Linked DNA regions of Homo sapiens: region 1 is linked to region 2. Evidence: chromatin contacts called from ENCODE Hi-C or POLR2A ChIA-PET data. All regions are on one chromosome and are shown on one strand. Each heading gives the region's core, a stretch centred on a gene start or an enhancer-like site at or near the end of the contact. The rest is flanking DNA. Distances are from core to core; before and after follow the strand shown. Region 1 overlaps TSPAN9 (tetraspanin 9). Region 2 overlaps TSPAN9 (tetraspanin 9).

What was found. Hi-C counts contacts between places; a loop is a spot of excess contacts on that map. ChIA-PET counts read pairs that join two places held with the same protein, here RNA polymerase II (POLR2A). Pooled maps may share reads with other maps.
Region 1: a map of heart right ventricle shows a loop between it and region 2 (3-fold over the local background). The contact joins two enhancer-like sites. A Hi-C loop is called at or near these places in 22 of 168 maps with a recorded cell type or tissue (Caco-2, Right ventricle myocardium inferior, aorta and 13 more) and 14 of 50 pooled maps. POLR2A ChIA-PET finds 5 or more read pairs at or near these places in 4 of 52 experiments (BJ, PC-9, Panc1 and 1 more).

Annotation. Positions count from the first base shown.
Region 1 is chr12:3,249,646-3,253,856 of GRCh38, forward strand. All of the region lies in intron 3 of TSPAN9 (tetraspanin 9), which reads left to right. Among named protein-coding and RNA genes, the nearest start is that of LINC02827, 49 kb to the right of the region's middle. Within about 2 kb of position 2,146, at least 14 of the 41 ENCODE cell types and tissues checked have a DNase peak (open chromatin) inside an H3K27ac peak, as active enhancers do; they include heart left ventricle and heart right ventricle, where a contact is called at or near this core.
Region 2 is chr12:3,201,327-3,205,288 of GRCh38, forward strand. The region is part of intron 3 of TSPAN9 (tetraspanin 9); the gene reads left to right. Among named protein-coding and RNA genes, the nearest start is that of TSPAN9-IT1, 54 kb to the left of the region's middle. Within about 2 kb of position 1,854, at least 3 of the 41 ENCODE cell types and tissues checked have a DNase peak (open chromatin) inside an H3K27ac peak, as active enhancers do; they include heart left ventricle and heart right ventricle, where a contact is called at or near this core.

The DNA.
Region 1 (4,211 bases), core at 896-3,395, 49 kb after region 2:
ACCTCCATATAGCAGGTGCTGTCTTAGGGCTTCACATATGTTTGGTTTCATCTCCACATCATCCCTCCAGGGCAGACATCCTTACCTTTGTTTTATGAATGAGGGAACAGGCCTAGAGAGATTATGTGATTTGTTCAAAGCCTCTGAGTGAATGATGGAGCCAGGATTTGAACTCTGGATGTCAGACTCCAAATCCCGCATGTTTTCCTCCTGCAATGCTGCACCTTGTTGATGAGTGGGGTTGATTGCCCCTTGTCGTCTCACCATGCACAAGGGCAGTGCTGGCTTAAAGGATTTCATTTTAAATCCCTTAAAATTAAAGGATTTTATTTCAAAGAAATTAAACTTTCCTCCATTTCTTTGAATAAATTAGGACTACCCATGCTGGGTCAGCAGTCCACCCATCGGGCATGGATGGTGGGTGGGGTGGGATGTTTCCTCCAGGGCTGTCTTTGAAGGTCAGAAGCGTCCAGTGCCCCTGTTTCCTGTCATGGCCCTTGTGTCTCTCTCCCTGGTGAGTTTATCAAAGTCCTCTGGATCTTAGCCATGTTTTTATCCTGTGCCACCCTGCATGGTAACGAGCCCCTTGCCTTTACCCATTGCGTAAAGCTCAGACGCCCTTTATTTGTCCTCAGATAATGCTTTCGAGCTTCAAGGGTTGCCTGGGGTTCTATTTCAGGATCTGTTAGGCAGGTCTGTGTTGGCCCTCTTCACTGTCCTTCATGATTTTGCAGACTCTGATCCAACCCCATCAGCCCTGTTTTTCCAGAATGGAGTTCATGCCTTTTTAGGGTTCACCCATCATGTCTCACTTTTTCACATGCCTCTTGGGTGTCTGGTGTATTTCATGTGTGAGAATGAGTCTCCCCAGAAGAGTGGGGTGCCCTGAGGGCAGGGCCATTATTCCCTTTCCTCTAGACCTGCCCACAGCTCCACACACAGGAAGACCTTCTCATTGCACAGGTAGCCCAAGACGCCCTGTCCTTCTCCCACTCCCAGGCCTGGCCAGCCCATGCTGAGGCCAGCTTCTCAGCAGCCACAGATATCACCCATCTCAGGTTGGCTGGCTCAGGGTGCAGTGTCCATGACACCAGAACCCTTTCCTGGTCCTGTGACGGAGCGCCAGAGGTATGCAGAGCTTGGCTTTCGGGTGACTGTTGGCTGCCAGGCCCGGGGAGCAGCCCGGTGAATGGCCATGATGGGCACAGCAGCCTGCCCTGAGGAAGGGCCTCGGGCCCTGAGAGGGACTGAGGTTGGACCGGGGTGACAGGGTGGCATATGGGGATGGCACTGGGCTCTGTTCCATGCACTCTCTCTTCTCCTTTCTGCCTCCTCCCGCTTCTGCCTTTCTTCCTCATCTTTATCTTCTTCTTCCTCCCCCTACCCCTGTGTTTTGGGAGTTATCTCAGTCAGAGGCATGATCTAGTACTACCCTCTCCCCAGGTTAGTGTCTGAAGGATTTCAGTTGGTGACTTTGTGGCACTGTGGGCTACTTAGAAGTTGTGGACATTTTCAAGATCAAAGGCTGTCTTTGGAGATGGCTGGGGAGACTTGGTGGCATGTAGAGCCCCAGCAGAGACCTCCTCCATGACTAAGCATTCAGCTTGCACCCGCTGTGTGCCGCAGGCTGTTCACAGGCCCCAGCAGTGAGCTGCCCCGGTGATGAAATCCCCTCGCATTGGTGGCATCCTCCCTGGTGGAAGGGTGCTGGGGGTGTGGGGAGGAGGAGGGGTAGGGTTGGGGACTCTGAGTGGCAGATCTCGACTAATGATGGTCATGTCTGAGAGGGGAGAAGGAAGTTCTTTTTTCAAAAGTTCTTTTTTCAAAAGTTGATTTCTGATTATAAAACTAGTATAGTCACTGGAGAGTACTGGAAATAATAGAGATATATGAAAATAGCATAAATTAAAGTCATTCACAATGCCATCATCTAGAGATAACCACCGTTCTGCTTCTGGTGAATTTCTAGGGCTGTATGTGTGGGAAGAGGTTCTTTTGTTGCAAAGGACATCTTTAGTTTTAAGGGACAGAGGGACACACAGGACGGTGGGTTCCAGCACCTCTGGCTGCCTGGGCCTCCTTCCTCTGACTGTTGGCACCAGCTGTCAGCCCCTGGAGGAATGGGCAGCCTGTCGGCACCGGCTTGAGCTCAGAGCTGGGATAGGAGTGTTATGCTGGAAAGGGGACCCGGCTCCCAGGGAGCCCCTAGTGTAGTGGAGAAATACGGAGCCAGAAGGGGCTGGGACCAACAGCTCACATGACAGCCCCTGCCTGAAGCAGAGTCCTGGCAGGGGGCCACTGGGCTTCCACCCAGACTTCTCATGGTGGGGACCTCATGGTTAAGCCACCACATCGGCCAGCTCTGGGTCCCTGCGTGAGTGAGGGTGAGGGGTCGTTTTTTACTTTGTAGCTTCTAGCACCTGGTCCCTGTTCTGCCCCACTAGAGTCTCATGGGGCAGACCCCATGAACCATGGAGCGCCCCCCGCACTTAAAACTCTGCATACCTCCATGTTCAGAGTTGCCGTGTCCCTCAAGTTCTCTAAGACCAGACGCCTCTAGTTCCTACCCAGTTCCTGTGGGGAATATGATTTCCACACTCCCTGGTGCTGGTGTGGCCAGGGAGAGGTGTAGCCTCTGGCCAGGCTTCGTGGAGCAGGTGAGACTGGAATGGCGTTTAGAGGGTATGGTGATGGCAGCGAGATGGGGAAGCCCATTCCAGGCCAGGGAATGGCACGCAGGAATGTTCATCCGTGGCAGGTGTGTGCACAGGCCTGTGTGAGCGGGTGCTCTCTCCGGGGCCAGGGAGAAATCCCAGCCCCTGGGCTCCCCCCAGCCCCATGCCCTTATATAGCCGTCCCTGCACTCCCAGAGCTCCGGGGGTGGGGACGGAGCCCCCTCCTACTGTACACATGCGGGGAGCCTGCCGCTAGCTGGGCCTGGGCCGACTCTTGCAAGATCCTCTTGTCATCACAGCCGGAGTCAGCTGTTGGTTTGGGAAGCCTTCCCTGGTCCAATGTTTCACGGTGCGCAGCCAGAAATATAACCCTCCTGTTAGCCAAGAGCATGGGATCTTGGCAGGCATCCGTGTGGCCTATTTTAAACTGAAGGGAACAGAAAGAGGTGCCTCTCAGGCTAAGCTGAGGACCCTTCCTTTGCAGGGCTGAGTGAGCGGGCTGCTGGGGGCGTGTCACTTTCTCCCTTGAGGGCCGGTGGACATCTGTTAGGGGGAGGGGGTGCAGAAGGTGGGAAATGGGGCTATTTCAGGGCAGTCTGGAAGAAGGTTTTCACGATTGCACAGCAGGCCCTAAACTCACATTTGGAGGCCTGGTTGTCATGCCCTCCCACTGAACTGCTGCGTGGCGTGTCCGAGTGAGCCACTGCACCGCCCTGTTTACTCTCTCCCACCTGGAAAGCAGGGGCTCATGTGGATCTGACCCACCTCTCAGAAGTGCTCCTGTGTCCTCGGGGGTGGTGATCAACACGTTCTGGGATGGCTACAGAGCCTGTCGTACTGCTTCATGTATTACAGTCTCTCTCTCCCACCAGCCCAAGCCTGCCCTAAGCAGGCCCGCGTTCCTAAGAAAACCAAATAAAAAGACGATAGGAAAAATGCAGTAAAGATCATTAAATTGCTTAGGAGGCTGCCTGCCGGCTCAGTGAACAAAGTAATAACAATCACTCATGAAGGATGCAGTGGAGCCTGGTGCTTAAGATTTTGGATTCTGGCTTTGACCTGCCTAGCTCTCACCCTGGTAAGTTCCTTGACCTCTCTGGGCCTCGTTTCTCATCTGTGAATGGGGGTGACAGTGGCACCCACCTCCTCATAGGTTGTGGTGAGGATGCAGTGAGATAGTTGGTGGAAAGGAAGGGTGTCTGCCGCAGGAAGTGTTCGCTGAGCTCGGCCAGTGCCATGGGGTTTGCAGAACATCCTTGTAGACAGTCCCTGCGATGATGAAGCTCAGAGAGCACAGGCCAGCGATCAGCCCAGGTCCACTCGGGTAGAAATGGCAATCTTCATTAAAGGTCCACAGGGTGACAGGTGGGAATTGGGATCTGGCGACTGCCCTTGGACCCCTTTTATTGAGGGTGGGAGGCTGGTGGTGGTGGTGACAGGGTGTTTGTTCTGGAGGGAATGTGGGCAGTGTGTCCCTGGGAATGTTCTGTCTGCTGTGCGTGGGCCTGGTGGTGTGCCCTCCTGGCCAGGCATCAG
Region 2 (3,962 bases), core at 604-3,103:
TCTCCCTCTTCTGTGCTGCATTGCTCTGCTCTCTGCACAGTGGTAAGTGTGCTTTTAAAAAAAAATTGCCCCCGCCCCCCTTTCATGCACCTTTGTCTTTCCTTTCTCCCTCTCTTTGGTGGCTGAATGGGGGCTCCAGCTTGCCTGTCTTCAGGAGAGACTTGCTCTACTCCTAGGAGGCTGGCAAAGTTTGGCACCACCTCCTTCCCCTATAAGAAAACCCAGGCTGGAAGTGCCTCCGACTGGGCAGCCTGCAGTAATGGCTGTGGGCTCAGAATTTGTAACAGCTGTGAGCCTGAGTTGGAGATAGGCACAAGTGAGGATGTATTTCTGAGTTTCTTCTTGTATTCCTCCTGAATGCACAAGAATACAATCTGCAGCATTTTATGGGAGTGGGTTGGAGGGGGGCGGGGTGTAGAGGCCACATGTTCCCACTCCTTTCGGTGAATCCTAGGAAAAAGAGGAGGAGCCCCTGGCTCAAGCCGATGGACCTGCTTGCTAGTCCTCAGATATGCTCCCGAGTTGGGGCCTGGGTGGGAAAGGAGGGGTGTGGGGGCATGCTGCCATCGGGTGGCTGGCTGCTGCTTTTGAGGGATTGCAGTGGACCGGGCAGGGAGCTGGCTGGCCACGTGCTTCCAGGTTCTGGGAGCCCCAGTGGCCGGAAGGGACAAAGGGAGACAAGCAGGGTGCCCCTGTCCTTGGTGAGAGGCACTTTTGTAGAGAAGGTATGAATGGGTAGGGCAGCTGGGAATTGCTCTCTGTCCTCTGTGTGACTCTGGAGGCTGTGCGCACATATGTGCACGTGCATAAGAAATACTGGTTAGGAACATTTGAAAACTTCTTAAATTCATCTCGAATCGTTCCTTCATCCCAATTGCCGTCTCTGCCTTTCTTCACCCAAGCCCCGACGTAGCACAGATGTTTGGCTCAGTCCCAGAGTCTGTCCTGCCCTCTGGAGGCTGTCAGCTGCCCACTGCCCGTGGTCCAGGAGGAGCACTGGGGGCAGGAGAAAGTCATTCAGAGTGAAGTTGGGAAGAAGCAGTTGTGCCGAAGAGGCATTCAGCTTTTGTGTGGAGTGATCCACATTAGCCGAAACACTTTTTAGGGTGGGGGTGTGTGTGGAGGGGTGACTTTTCCCATAGAATGACAAGCGCAGGAAGAAGACTGGGCTCTAGTCTTGGTTCTGCATTAGCTTCTTGTGTGACCTTGGGCAAATCACTTGGTCCCTGAAGGACTGGGCTTCCTTTCCAGTCCAATAGGGGCTGTCGTGATGGTCTCCCTGCTTGTCCTCACGTCACTAGTTACATGCCATCTGGGGTGGGGGCAGGCATCCTCATCTTCTCTCTTGGGGAGAGAAGCCCCCCTCCCTGCCTGGGGTGTGGGCTGCTTTTCCAAGGAGACTGGTTTGAAGTGACTTGAGTTGGATTCCCCTAGTTGTCACCATGGGTTGGGCCCTCCAGCCACCCTAGTAGGAAGTTACCTGTCATGTGCCTAGAGTTTTATGGAAGCTGGGGCAGATAGTCTCATTCTTTTTCTGGTGGCAAGCACCACTGGAATGTCTCTGGCTGCCTTGTGGGCCAGTGCCTCCTGGTCCTGTGACCCATCTGCCAGCATCTGTCAGCCAAGTACTGGTGTGTGCTTCCCTGGTGCCTTTGGATTCACACGAATGCTGTCCTTTTCATTGTTCACAGCTTCCTTCTCCATTCTTTTTTGTAGTCTCAACTTACCTTTTTGTTTTGTCCCACCCTGCCTATATTAAGCCTTATTAGGAAGACAGACCCTGGGGCTTGTAACCCCACTCAGCTGCGCTCACTCCTCCCCACCCCCACCCTGCCACCTGCTGGCCGGAGTTGGTATAACTGCCTGCGGTGCCTTTCTTCTCCAGGATGAGCCCAACGTGGTTTGGTGACCTCCTCACTGGCTAGTACAGTGATCTGTACCCTGCACGTTGTAGGCCCTCATTATATGTTTGTGAATGAATGCATGGAGGGCCAGAGCTGTAAATCCACAACATGTTGTCATGTGGTAGTGGTTCCTGAGTTCCACTTGATGGGGAAGAGAAGTTAGATCTCACACTTGCCTCTGATAAAGGCTCTCCGAGCGCCATAGCTATGGGATGACAAGCAATTCTTCCCATCTTCCCTTAAAACCTTGGCAGAGGTTAATGAGCTAGTTGGTGGAATATATTTTCGTTACGGTTGATAGCGAGAGAACTTGCTGTCGCTTCCTAATTAGAAGGTACTGATTACATTCTCTTTACCAGGCAAGGAGTTGTTCTCTCCTGGATTCTGACTTTTCTGATTACTTAATATTTCCAGAATTCCCATGACATGCTGTAAGCAGGGAAAAATTGAATCTCCAAGACCCACTTCTTGTATGCTAGTAGCAAATGAGATGATTAAATAAGACATAGACCTTAGGTAAGATGGGGAATTTAGCAGAAGACAAGTTCATGCTTGTGTGTAAGAGTGTTTGCCACTGTGTTTATCGGGAGGTGGAGGAGCAGGTGCAGGAGGGTGTTGGCCAGGATGTGGGGGCTGTGGGTCACTGTGCTCCACTCAAATGAAGGCTTCCTGCAGGCTGGTGCTTGGCCTGATACTGGGGAAGGAGCAGAGGAAAGAGCAGAATGGGAAGGGAAAACATCAAAGGCAGGTGGGGTGTTGATGAGTCAGGGTCCCTGGGAGGCCTCTGTTGCTGTCTTGTGCAGGGGGGCAGGGGGAGCATGCAGGCTGGGTCAAGCCCAGCCCTCTGGGACCGGGTGCAATTGTTAGGAATTTTGTAGCCTTAACTTGTTGTAGTCTTGTGGCTCAGATCCAAAAAGGAGGCTTTTCTGAAGGATTAGAGTTGAACCTGAGGGCTGCGATCAATAGATAGAACTCTTCCCATAGATCCCGGAGCCTACCAGGTATTTCTCCAAACTCACCGCTGCCGCCACACCACCCCGCCCCGTGCCTCTGAGCGCTTGGGAGGATTCCCATGTGGAAGAGAGGTGCAGCTGTCGTACACTGCAACCCTTCAGAGGCGTGCATAGGTTCCTCACCACTGGGCGGAGCTTCTAGGGTACTAGTATTGGTGAGGGCTGGGTGACATCACTGGGGGTAGGTTGGCAGGTGGAGCCACACAGCCCATGGTCCTCCTCCTTACTAAGAAAAGGGCAGGTGCCTCACAGGCTGCTGGGTGCCTGCCTGCCTGTGGGGGTCCAGGTCTGCTCCTGACACTGCGACTTCAACCAGACAGTTCTAGCCATGTTGGCAGCCCAGTGCACTGTGGGAATCTGGGGCCTCCAGGAGGGCAGCAAGGTGAGGGTAGAGGAGAGGGAGTCAGTGGTCACTCCTGACTGAGTCCCATCTCCTCTTTGTCTTCTGCATCCCCTGCCCCGACTCTCAGGGCTAAAGACAATGCTGGCTTCTAGGTGGATAGGGAATAGGAGATTTGAATTGGGACAAAAGTTTCCCCATACTGAGGATCCTGTTCTCCAGTAAGCACACTCACCCTAAGGGATTTCTCCTAGCAGTGAAAACCATCTGGGCATTTTCCTCAGTCAGCCCCATCTCTGGGTCCTCCTGGGGCCATCTGGTAGAATACTGGTAGTAGAGATTAAATGATTCTAAGCCCCTCCCAGGGGGCAAAGGAGACTCGGAGCTTCAAACTGTGAGTAGAGAAGAGCGTATAGGGGTGGGCTGGAAAAGGGACCTCTGAATGCTGGGGTCATGTGTACCCTTCCTGGGGCAGCAAGTCCTGATCCCGCCCAGCTCTTCCCAGCCCAAATCAAGTTCCTGTCTGATGTGGAGGGGTGGGGGCGGGGCTGGGGCTGCTGGCGTAATTGCTACTTAGGATAATGGTCATTTTTCATGCTTGCCAGCAGAGCTGTCCCATCACTTTAAATTATGGCTGGCAGAGCAGTGACATTCTGGCCCATTGGAAAGCCTATTCCTTGTGGATCGCTCCCTTAATGAAGGCTA